Linked DNA regions of Homo sapiens: region 2 is linked to region 1. A link is an interaction called in ENCODE POLR2A ChIA-PET data of the cell type or tissue named here. Cell type or tissue: Panc1. All regions are shown on one strand. Region 1 overlaps GTF2F2 (general transcription factor IIF subunit 2). Region 2 overlaps GTF2F2 (general transcription factor IIF subunit 2).

Region 1 (5,000 bases):
GGAATCTTGGAAATGTAGCCTGCAGACCTCTTGCCACCCCACCCTTACCACCAAGGCTAGAGTTGAAGACTTGTTGCAAAATAACTGGCAAAGTGGCCCTTGACCTTTGTGAGTGTTGTACCTTGTTATATTAGCTTAGCTATTGCTGATACAAAGCTATCACGGTGTTCAATGTATTTAAAAACTAAGCATACAGAACATGAATGCAAATCACTGTATTTTGAGAGCAAAACGAAAACGTATTTTGTAGTTTTGACAAAACTTACTCTTAAAATTATACTCTTTCATCCCTTTAAAATTTTTTATCTTGTGTATGCTTATATCTATTTATAAATACAGTAGTACGTTTGTCCAGTTTATAAAGATATATGCATAGCTCATGCTTTTAATTTTTTGCTCACAAAGGTGTATAATCAAAGTTATAGAGTCAGCTGATGCGTAAGGTTCTTTGCAACTCCCTCCAACTTTGAATCCAAGTAAGGGCGACTCTGTGTGTTCTGGTTGACTTTGTGAACATCGTATCTAGCCTATGTAAATTTCATAGCATTCTTTTATGTATTTCATGGCCTCTTATAAACTTTCTCATAAGGAATTCCTTTTCTTCTCATAAGGAATCATGTCCTCTGTTGTCTAGACATTTGTTTTCGGTGTTGCTGTATACTAGAATCACCTGGGAAGCTTTTAAAGAAGAAAAATAGGCCGGGTGCGGTGGCTCACACCTGTAATCCCAGCACTTTGGGAGGCCAAGGCAGGTGGATTACCTGAGGTCAGAAGTTCGAGACCAGCCTGACCAACCTGGTAAAACCCCGTCTCTACTAAAAGTACAAAATTAGCTGGGTATTGTGGCACATGCCTGTAATCCCAGCTACTTGGGAGGCTGAGGCAGGAGAATTGCTTGAACCCGGGAGGCGGAGGTTGCAGTGAGCCAAGGTCATGCCACTGCACTCCAGTCTGGGCAACAAGAGCGAAACTCCATCTCAAAAAAAACAAAACAAAACAGAAAAATACCCTCAGAAACTGATTTGGTTAATCTAATGGGGAGGCCAGCCATCTTAAGTTTTTAAGCTTCTTGGGTAATTCTAGTATGCAGCCACTGAACCAAAGAGATGAGAACTTTTTATAGTTCTGCCATCTCCTGTTGAGGGTGGGGTGTTCAGTAATGGTACTTAGAAGGAAACCTCTTTCTCGCAAACCTAGAACTTTTTTTTTTTTTTTTTTTTTTTTTTGTGAGACAGAGTCTCGCCCTGTTGCCCAGGCTGGAGTGCAGTGGCACAATCTCGGCTCACTGCAAGCTCCGCCTCCCGGATTCATGCCATTCTCCTGCCTCAGCCTCCCAAGTAGCTGGGACTACAGGCGCCCGCCACCACACCTGGCCAATGTGATCCACCCATCTCGGCCTCCCAAAGTGTTGGGATTATAGGCGTGAGCCACTGCGCCTGGCCAAACCTAGAACTTTTAAAAAGAATTAATATTTCTTTTCTTTGTTAGAATTTCTGCCCCACAGTTTGAAAAAATAAGTTTTCTCTCTCTCATTTTTTTTTTTCTTATTTCTGGTAAAAGCTCTTGGCCAGAAAGAACTCGAAAACCTTAACTGTGCTCAGATGGGTAAGAGAAAAAAAAGAAAAGCTTACTTAGTAAACTGGTTGTTGAGGTAAACCCCCAGGAACTAGAAAGGAAATTCATTTTTATGCATATATGCTCTGTTCCCTTCAGTGTGGCAGCCGACTGTGTTAGTCTGCAGAACTAAGATTTGGGGTTTGAGTGGTTGATCTTTTAAAGTTCTATGCATAAATTTGAATTTTCCTAAATAAAAAGGATGTTTGTAGGACTATATCATGAGGGCTTTTCAGTAATATTTGCCTGTTATAATACATAGTATAAGTATACTACATGCTTTGTCCATTTGAATTTGCACACAAAGGACTGACCAATTCTAAAGAAATAATTTCCTCCCAAGAGATAATGACACACTAGGCAGAAATAGAAGCATTAGTTGAGGGGAGGGGGAATAATATCTCATAAGGATTTAACATGCAGAACCATGATATTCAAAGCTGTCATGCTCACTTCAAAAGTTAAAAGGCTTTACAAAGACTGCCTTGACAAAACACAGTATTTCTGCAAACAATAATCTAGAAGTTTATAGATGTCTGTATTATAAATTTTAATTGGTAGTGGGTGGCATTTATAATTTTAGTCAGTGATTACAGCTTCAGTAATGATGGTTGAACATATATATACCAAATCCACAAAGGATTGTCAACATTTGGTTGCATTTTAGTCAAGAATAGGCTGGGCGTGGTGGTTCACACCTGTAATCCCAGCACTTTCGGAGGCTGAGGCGGGTGGATCACTTGAGTTTGAGACCAGCCTTGAGTTTGAGACCAGCCTGGGCAGTATAGCCAGACCTACCTCTTCAAAAAAATTTTAAAAATTGGCTGGGTATGGTGGCATGCCCCTGTAGTTCCTGGAGTTCGAGACCAGCCTGGCCAACGTGGTGAAACCCTGTCTCTAATAAAAATACAAAAATTAGCCAGGCATGGTTGCACACGCCTGTAATCTCAGCTATTCAAGAGGCTGAGGCAGGAGAATCACTTGAACACGGGAGACGGAGGCTGCAGTGAGGTGAGATTGCGCCACTGCACTCCAGCCTAAGCAACAGAGTGAGACCCCATCTCAAAAAAGAAAAGGTTTGGGGGCCGGGTGCAGTGGCTCAAGCCAGTAATCCCAGCACTTTGGGAAGCCGCAGTGGGCGGATCATGAGATCAGGAGATCAAGACCATCCTGGCTAACACGGTGAAACCCTTTCTTTACTGAAAATACAAAAAATTAGCTGGGTGTGGTGGCACGCGCCTGTAGTCCCAGCTACTCGGGAGGCTGAGGCAGGAGAATCACTTGAACCCGGGAGGCTGAGGTTGCAGTGAGCTGAGATAGCATCACTGTACTCCAGCCTGGGGGACAGAGCAAGACTCCATCTCAAAAAAAAAAAAAAAAAAAGAATAATTTGTGTTCTGTTGTGAAAATTAATTGTATATGATGGATTTTTTGGTAAAAATTTGTAACTGAAGACTAAAGTACTTTCTGAATTGACATTTATTTCTATATAGTCAGTTGCGCAGTGATCTGTGATCATTGGATAGAAGATTGGTAATTAAAATTCACACAATATAAAAGCTGTTTCTACTCCAGTCTTACTAAGAGTTGTAGTGGCTGCCAACAAGTTAGATATCTGACTGCTTTAATATCATTTCCTTACAGTGCCTGAGCTCCACTGAGAAACAAAATGCCCAAAAGGCAAGGAGCTAAAAAGAGAAGAAATAACATTATCTCAAAACTGTAATCTTCTCCTAAATAGAATAGTTCATATCATTGGTAGTTTATTTGTACAGTTAATTTTATTTGTAGTGTCAAGTTGTGAATATAGTATTAAGATTACCATTTCTGCACTGTTTAGTTTTAAAAAATTACCTCAGTGACCTTGGTTTTGTCCTAACTATAAGTTATTAATAACTTAATGGCCATGGAAATTATTTAAATCCCCTTCGATAATTACACATACACTGGAACTACTTATCTGATACCACAGAGCAGAATTTGGATTATGAGCCTGTCTTAGACATTATCAAAAAAAAAAATTTAACTGGCTGGGTGCAGTGGCTCATGCCTGTAATTCCAGCACTTTAGGATGTCAAGGTTAGAAGATCACTTGAAGCCAGGAGTTTGAGACCAACCTCGGCAGTATAGCCAGACCCTATCTCTTCAAAAAAATTTTAAAAATTGACTGGGTATGGTGTCATGCCCCTGTAGTTCCAGCTACTTGGGAGGCTGAGGCAGGAGAATAATTTGATCCCAGGAGGTTGAGACTGCGATGAGCTATGATCACACCACTGCACTCTAGTCTGGGCGACAGAGTGAGATCCCATCTCTAAAATTAGTTAACTAATTAAAACAATAATATTTTTGTAGTACAGTATTAGTTAAATCTTTAATTTATTTTTGAGACGGTGTCTCACTCCGTTGCCCAGGTTGGAGTGCATTGGTGCATTCTCAGCTCACTGCAGCCCCTGCCTCCTGGGCTCAAGTGATCCTCCCACCTCAGCCTCCCAAGGAGCTTGGACTACAGGTGAGTGCCACCACACCCAGCTAATTTTTGTAGAGGCTGGGTTTTGCCATGTTCCCCAGGCTGGTCTCGAACTCCTAAGCTCAAGCGATCCGCCCACCCCAGCCTCCCAAAGTGCTGAGATAACAGGTGTGAGCCACTGCGCCCGGCCTAATCTTTATTTTGTTATTTATTTATTTATTTATTGTCTTAGAGACAGAATCTCACTCTGTTGCCTAGGCTGGAGTGCATGAGTGGCATGATCATAGCTCACTGCAGCCTCAACTTCTTGGGCTCAAGTAATCCTCCTGCCTTAGCCTCCTGAGTGGCTGGGACTACAGGCTCGTTCATGGCTAATTTTGTAGAGATGGGTCTCACTTTATTGCCCAGACTGGTCTCAAACTCTTGGTCTCAAGTGATCCTCCCCCCTTGGCCTCCCAGAGCACTAGGATTACAGGTGTGAGCCACCATGTGTGGCCATAAATTTTGTTTTAAAACAATCTTCTATAAATTATCCCGTAGTTAAACAGTCCCTGAGGACATTAAAGAGATGTTCTGTTTTTATTTTTAAATAAATTTAAATAAATGTAGGATTAAATTTAAAGTACTTAAATTTCTCTAGTGAGGAATGTTTCTGTTTTGTTCTTGCTATCGTTATTTTGTATGTCTGGGTTTTCAGACTAAATTTTTTTTTTTTTTGAGACGGAGTCTCACTCTGTCACCCAGGCTAGAGTGCAGTGGCGCGATCTCGGCTCACTGCAAGCTCCGCCTCCCAAGGTTCACACCATTCTCCTGCCTCAGCCTCCCGAGTAGCTGAGACTTCAGGCGCCCGCCACCATGCCCGGCTAATTTTTTGTATTTTTAGTAGAGACAGGGTTTCACCATGTTAGCCAGGATGGTC
Region 2 (5,000 bases), 120 kb before region 1:
GTGGCGTGATCTCGGCTCACTGCAACCTCCGCCTCCTGAGTTCAAGCAATTCTCGTGCCTCAGCCTCCTGAGTAGCTGGGATTATAGGCGCCTGCCACCATGCCCAGCTAATTTTTTTTATTTTTAGTAGAGACAGGGTTTCACCATGTTGGCCAGGCTGGTCTTGAACTCCTGACCTCAAGTGATCTGCCTGCCTTGGCCTCCCAAAGTGCTAGGATTACAGGCGTGAGCCACCACGTCTGGCCCTCAGAATTTCTTAAAAGGGAATCTAGTGGTTTTTACCTATGCCAATATCAGAGACAAATAAGGAGCAAATTGTGTGTGTTTGCATGTTTTATATGTAGGCAACAGGTCTAGCAGATTTTCTACCTAACGTAACACATAATCAGTCTTGTAGAAGATCTAGATACTTTTAGTGATGAGAACAGACTTATAGTAATTAGTACCCTAAGACTGCTATGAAAATGCTTGAAAACAGCTTGTTGCCTAGTTGGTCTCCTGGCTGTATTCTCCAGGCTGTCTTGTTTACTTTACTAATTTACTTAGTTTTCATTGCTGTTACTGAATTAACTAAATTCACTGTTAAACAAGTGTAGGATGGGTGGGGAATGTCTTACAGTGCATGTGACTAGGTTATCAGGATTTTAGTTGATTTTGAGCTTAATATGAGTCATCAAATTTATGAGCCGATAAACAAAAGGCTCCATTGATAGATGTCTGTTGTTTAGAATGAAGTGGAATGATAATCCTCCTCCTTACTTTGCCAGTCAGCTCACAGTGAAAACATTATGTTCAGTTCTTAGTGCTGCACTTAAAGAGAGACATGGATGAATAAGATCATTCAGTGGAGTGAGACTAGGATAATCAGAAAGCTGGAAAAAAAAATTAATGTCTTATAAGGAACATTTGAAAGTCTAGGGCTGTTAAGAGAAGATGTAGGGCAGACCAGGTAAACTGTACTCACAGATGTAGAATCAACTACTGATTCCTAGAGGCAGATTAACCTCTAAGTATGTAGGTTTATAGGTTATAGGTTATAGGTTACCTGTGGTTTAAAAAAATGTGTATTTGGGTACAAAATGAAAACAACTAAGATTTTAGAAAGGCAGTGTGGCATACTGGTTATGAGTATGGACCTGGGAATTAGCCTGAGGTTTAGTCCTTACCCTATCACTTACTAGCTATGTGACTTTGCGTAAATTGTTTACTCTGTTTCCTCATCTGAGGAGATGATATTAATACCTCATAGGTTCAAATGCATGTAAAATACGTAGTTAATAAGAGTTCTCCTGCTGTTGTAACCACGCATACTACACAGGCCAGATAGTAGATACTGCATTGTGTCTAATGTGGTGTGGGAGGACCTTCCCTCCCTACCACATCTTCCGAAGCTCAGCAGCAGCTTGCTGTGTGTCGCAGGCCAGAAACTAGGAGATCTGTATGGCGTGGCTGCTTATTCCAGAAGACAGGGCTGTGGGTGGAGAGATTGGGAGAGGCAGAGAGGAGGGAAAAGACGTGCAGCCTGGAATGCAGCTCTTCCTGAATTTGGTTCTGTCTTAATACTCGAAAAAAGGAGAGTCCAGTTGTGAATAAGATGAGAGTAACAGCTTGTTCTGACAGTTGGTAACATTTGGACCATTTTTATCAAGCAATTTATATGATATTTCTAAACCAATGTACCTGGATTATTTTTGTATCTTTGGACATCTGATGTGTGCCACATTTTAATTAGTTTATAGTTTTGCTGGTCTGGGCATGGTGGCTCACACCTGTAATCCTAACACTTTGGGAGGCTGAGGCAGGTGGATCACCTGAGGTCAGGAGTTCGAGACCAGCCTGGCCAACGTGGTGAAACCCCGTCTCTACTAAAAATACAAAAATTAGCCAGATGTGTTGGTGTGTGGCTATAATCCCAGCTCCTCGGGAGGCTGAGGCAGGAGAATCGCTTGAACCCGGGGAAGCAGAGGTTTCAGTGAGCGGAGACCTCACCATTGCACTCCAGCTTGGTCAACAAGCGCAAAACTCAGTCTCAAAAAAAAAATTAGTTTATAGTTTTGCTTTAGCTTGTTTAATTTTAAAGGCAACCTTCTTTGTACATCACCATCCTGCCTCAGAATACTTCAGTTGTCCAAATGTTTGATATATGTTATATCTTATTGATAATCATGTAGCCTGTACTAATAATATGGCTTCTCCCCGAGATTTTTATTTCTAGCTTTATTTCTTTTTTTGGTCTTTTTTTTTTTTTTTTTTTTTGAGACAGAGTCTCACTCAGTCACCCAGGCTGGAGTGCAGTGGCGCGATCTCGGCTTGGGTTCACGCCATTCTCCTGCCTCAGCCTCCCGAGTAGCTGGGACTACAGGCGCCCGCCACCACGACTGGCTAATTTTTTGTATTTTTAGTAGAGACGGGGTTTCACTGTGTTAGCCAGGTTGGTCTCGATCTCCTGACCTCGTGATCCACCCGCCTCGGCCTCCCAAAGTGCTTATTTCTAGCTTTATTTCTAAACATGTTTAACATTCTGGGTCATGTGGGGACCCGCTAATAATAAAAAGTATGGAAACAAAAAATTAATGAGACACAATTTTTCTGTTATAAAATTGACTGAGTTTAGAACAGTGTTATACTGATAATATGATGACGGGAGTTCAATTTGTTACAAACTTTCTGAAAGGCAGTCTGGCAACATATATGTGTGTGTATATAACTTACACAACATGCACACATATTCCTGCTCAAAACAACATAGAATAACAATCCCACTGTTTTCTCTGCCAGTTAGCTCACAGCTCAAGCATTTTATTCAGTTCTCGATGATGCCATTATCTAGAGAGATAGACAAATGAGCTCATCCAGTAGAGTGGGACTGGGATAATGAGAAAGCTATAAAAATTAATAAAAAAAATTCATGCCTTTCATCCAGCAATTCTGTAAATTTCTCTTTGTTTCTTTCATTCCATCAACTGCTAGGAACTTATCCCAGGGAAGTAATAGGTGAGTGATGGAAAGATTAATATATGAGGATAAATTAATAGTAAAATATTTATGCCCTTTTGACATGTCTTCATCATTCTTTGAGCACTTGTTATTTTTTTGACATAGAGAGATGTTTTAGACTCATCTTATACATTTCTGCCTAAGCCCTGGAGTTAGCCATTTCTCCAAGGGGTTGGCCATGGTTCCTTTTAGGGGAGAATGATATTTAGAAACTAAGATCTGGATACCCCAAATGCTTCTTGCTGCTTCCAAGGCCTTCTCAGTGAACAGAGCTAGGGAGCATATGTACACACACACATACCTCCCCCACACACATCCCTCTTTACATCTGTATTTCTATATTTACATATATTGAAATGAGTTTGCACTAATATATCCAGTTCCAATAAAATACCACATACTTTGTTCCAGTTTTCTTCCTTTTCTTACTTGTGCTTCTTTTCCAAAAGTGAGAAACCTGGTTCCTGTTGTCCTTAATATAGTTACTTATTTGTTTGGGCCTCTGTTCTTACTTGTTCAGTCCGTTCCCAACTCCATGTGCAAATACCCTATTCACCCTGCTTGGGCTGTAGCTCCCCTCAGTGTGCTGCCACTTTTGCTGTCCTCCACTGGGACACCCTCCTCACCCTGTTCAGGCTTTCATTCCTGTTCTGAGGTTTCTCCCCTCCTCCATAGGAATGCCTCCTTACCCCACTAAGGGTCCAGCATCCTGTTTCAGGTTGTCCTCCTATATGTGGATGCTCTCACCCGCCAGGCTCTGACACATTTCTTACTGAGCCACTCCTTTATAGCGATGCCCTCCTTACCTGACTGGGCTCTGATACCTTGCCCCTGCTTGCCTGCTTCACCCCAGTGGCATCCTCTTCACCCCATTTGGACTATGACCATCCTATCCAACCCACTCTGAAGAAGATACCTATGTTGTTTGGCTTCACCTAATGGTTTTTGAGCTCAGTTGTTCAGTTAGGGGAAGTATGAATAGGAATTAAAACAAGGCCTGGTGCGGTGGCTTATATCTGTAATCTCAGCACTTTGCGAGGCCAAGGCAGGAGGATCACTTGAGTCTAGGAGTTCGAAACCAGCTGGGGCAACATAGTGAGACCCTGTCTCTACAAAAATAAAAATAAATGTTAGCTAGATAAGGTAATGAGCGCCTGTGGTCCCAGCCACTCCAGAGGCTGAGGTGGGAGGATCACTTCAGCCCAGGAAGTCAAGGCTGCAGTAAGCCATCATCATGCCACTGCACTCTAGCCTGGGTGACAGGTCAAGACCCTGTCACAAAAAGAAAACAAAACAAAACCAACAAGAGCCAACAGTTGAATAATGATATTGTTTTATTAACCTGGAAAAGGTGTTGCTTATTGCCTGTTAGTGAAAAGCCAGGCCCCATTGGTACCAAATCCAAGAAGTATTTTAAAAGTGTAAGAAAAAGGAAAGACATGATTAATACAAATTAAGAAAGGCAACAGGAATGAGACCGGAATCTAAAAAAGTAGCTGTGGGGTATTGAGAAATAGACTCAGAGTAGTAAAGGAGAAAATGCACAGCATTCTGAGAAATTTAGTGAAAGGATGGCCAGATGTTTACTTCATTAATTTCTGAAGATAGCACTGTATTGTACAATAATTAGCATTTAAAATTTTGCACACAGGTCATCATACAAAGGGTATATTATAGTTGTAATGTAGAATAACAAAAGGTTATGTGTACTTCATACATTCACACACCAAGACAAGGGAATATGTCATTCTTTTAAAATAAGTTTTAAGTCTTCAAGGATTAGCTTTTTTTCCTAGAGAGTATTAACTCATCTAGAGCTCATCAATCTATCATTCCAATTAAGATGCTGTTATAATTATATATGTGTGAAAATGAAATTGTCCTCTCCTCCTGTGTTCCCTGATTGCATCTAGTTACCAAGACTGAAAATGTCAACATGATCTTTAATTCATCTTTTTTCCTATGCTGCCCACTTCCAGTCATTTCCTCTTCTCTTAGTTTTA

The links. ChIA-PET counts read pairs that join two places held together with the same protein. Peaks named below come from ENCODE experiments on the same cell type or tissue, not always from the same donor. Only the 100,000 strongest peaks of a DNase experiment are listed, where the experiment ranks them.
Region 2: POLR2A ChIA-PET joins it to region 1 with 8 read pairs; 3 of 35 experiments call an interaction of 5 or more read pairs at or near these places.

What each region holds. Positions count from the first base shown.
Region 1 is chr13:45,258,448-45,263,447 of GRCh38, forward strand. All of the region lies in intron 6 of GTF2F2 (general transcription factor IIF subunit 2), which reads left to right. Among named protein-coding and RNA genes, the nearest start is that of KCTD4, 60 kb to the left of the region's middle. In Panc1, no CTCF peak of the experiment used is centred here; no DNase peak of the experiment used is centred here.
Region 2 is chr13:45,142,223-45,147,222 of GRCh38, forward strand. The region is part of intron 2 of GTF2F2 (general transcription factor IIF subunit 2); the gene reads left to right. Among named protein-coding and RNA genes, the nearest start is that of GTF2F2, 24 kb to the left of the region's middle. In Panc1, no CTCF peak of the experiment used is centred here; no DNase peak of the experiment used is centred here; H3K27ac peaks cover 2,425 bases.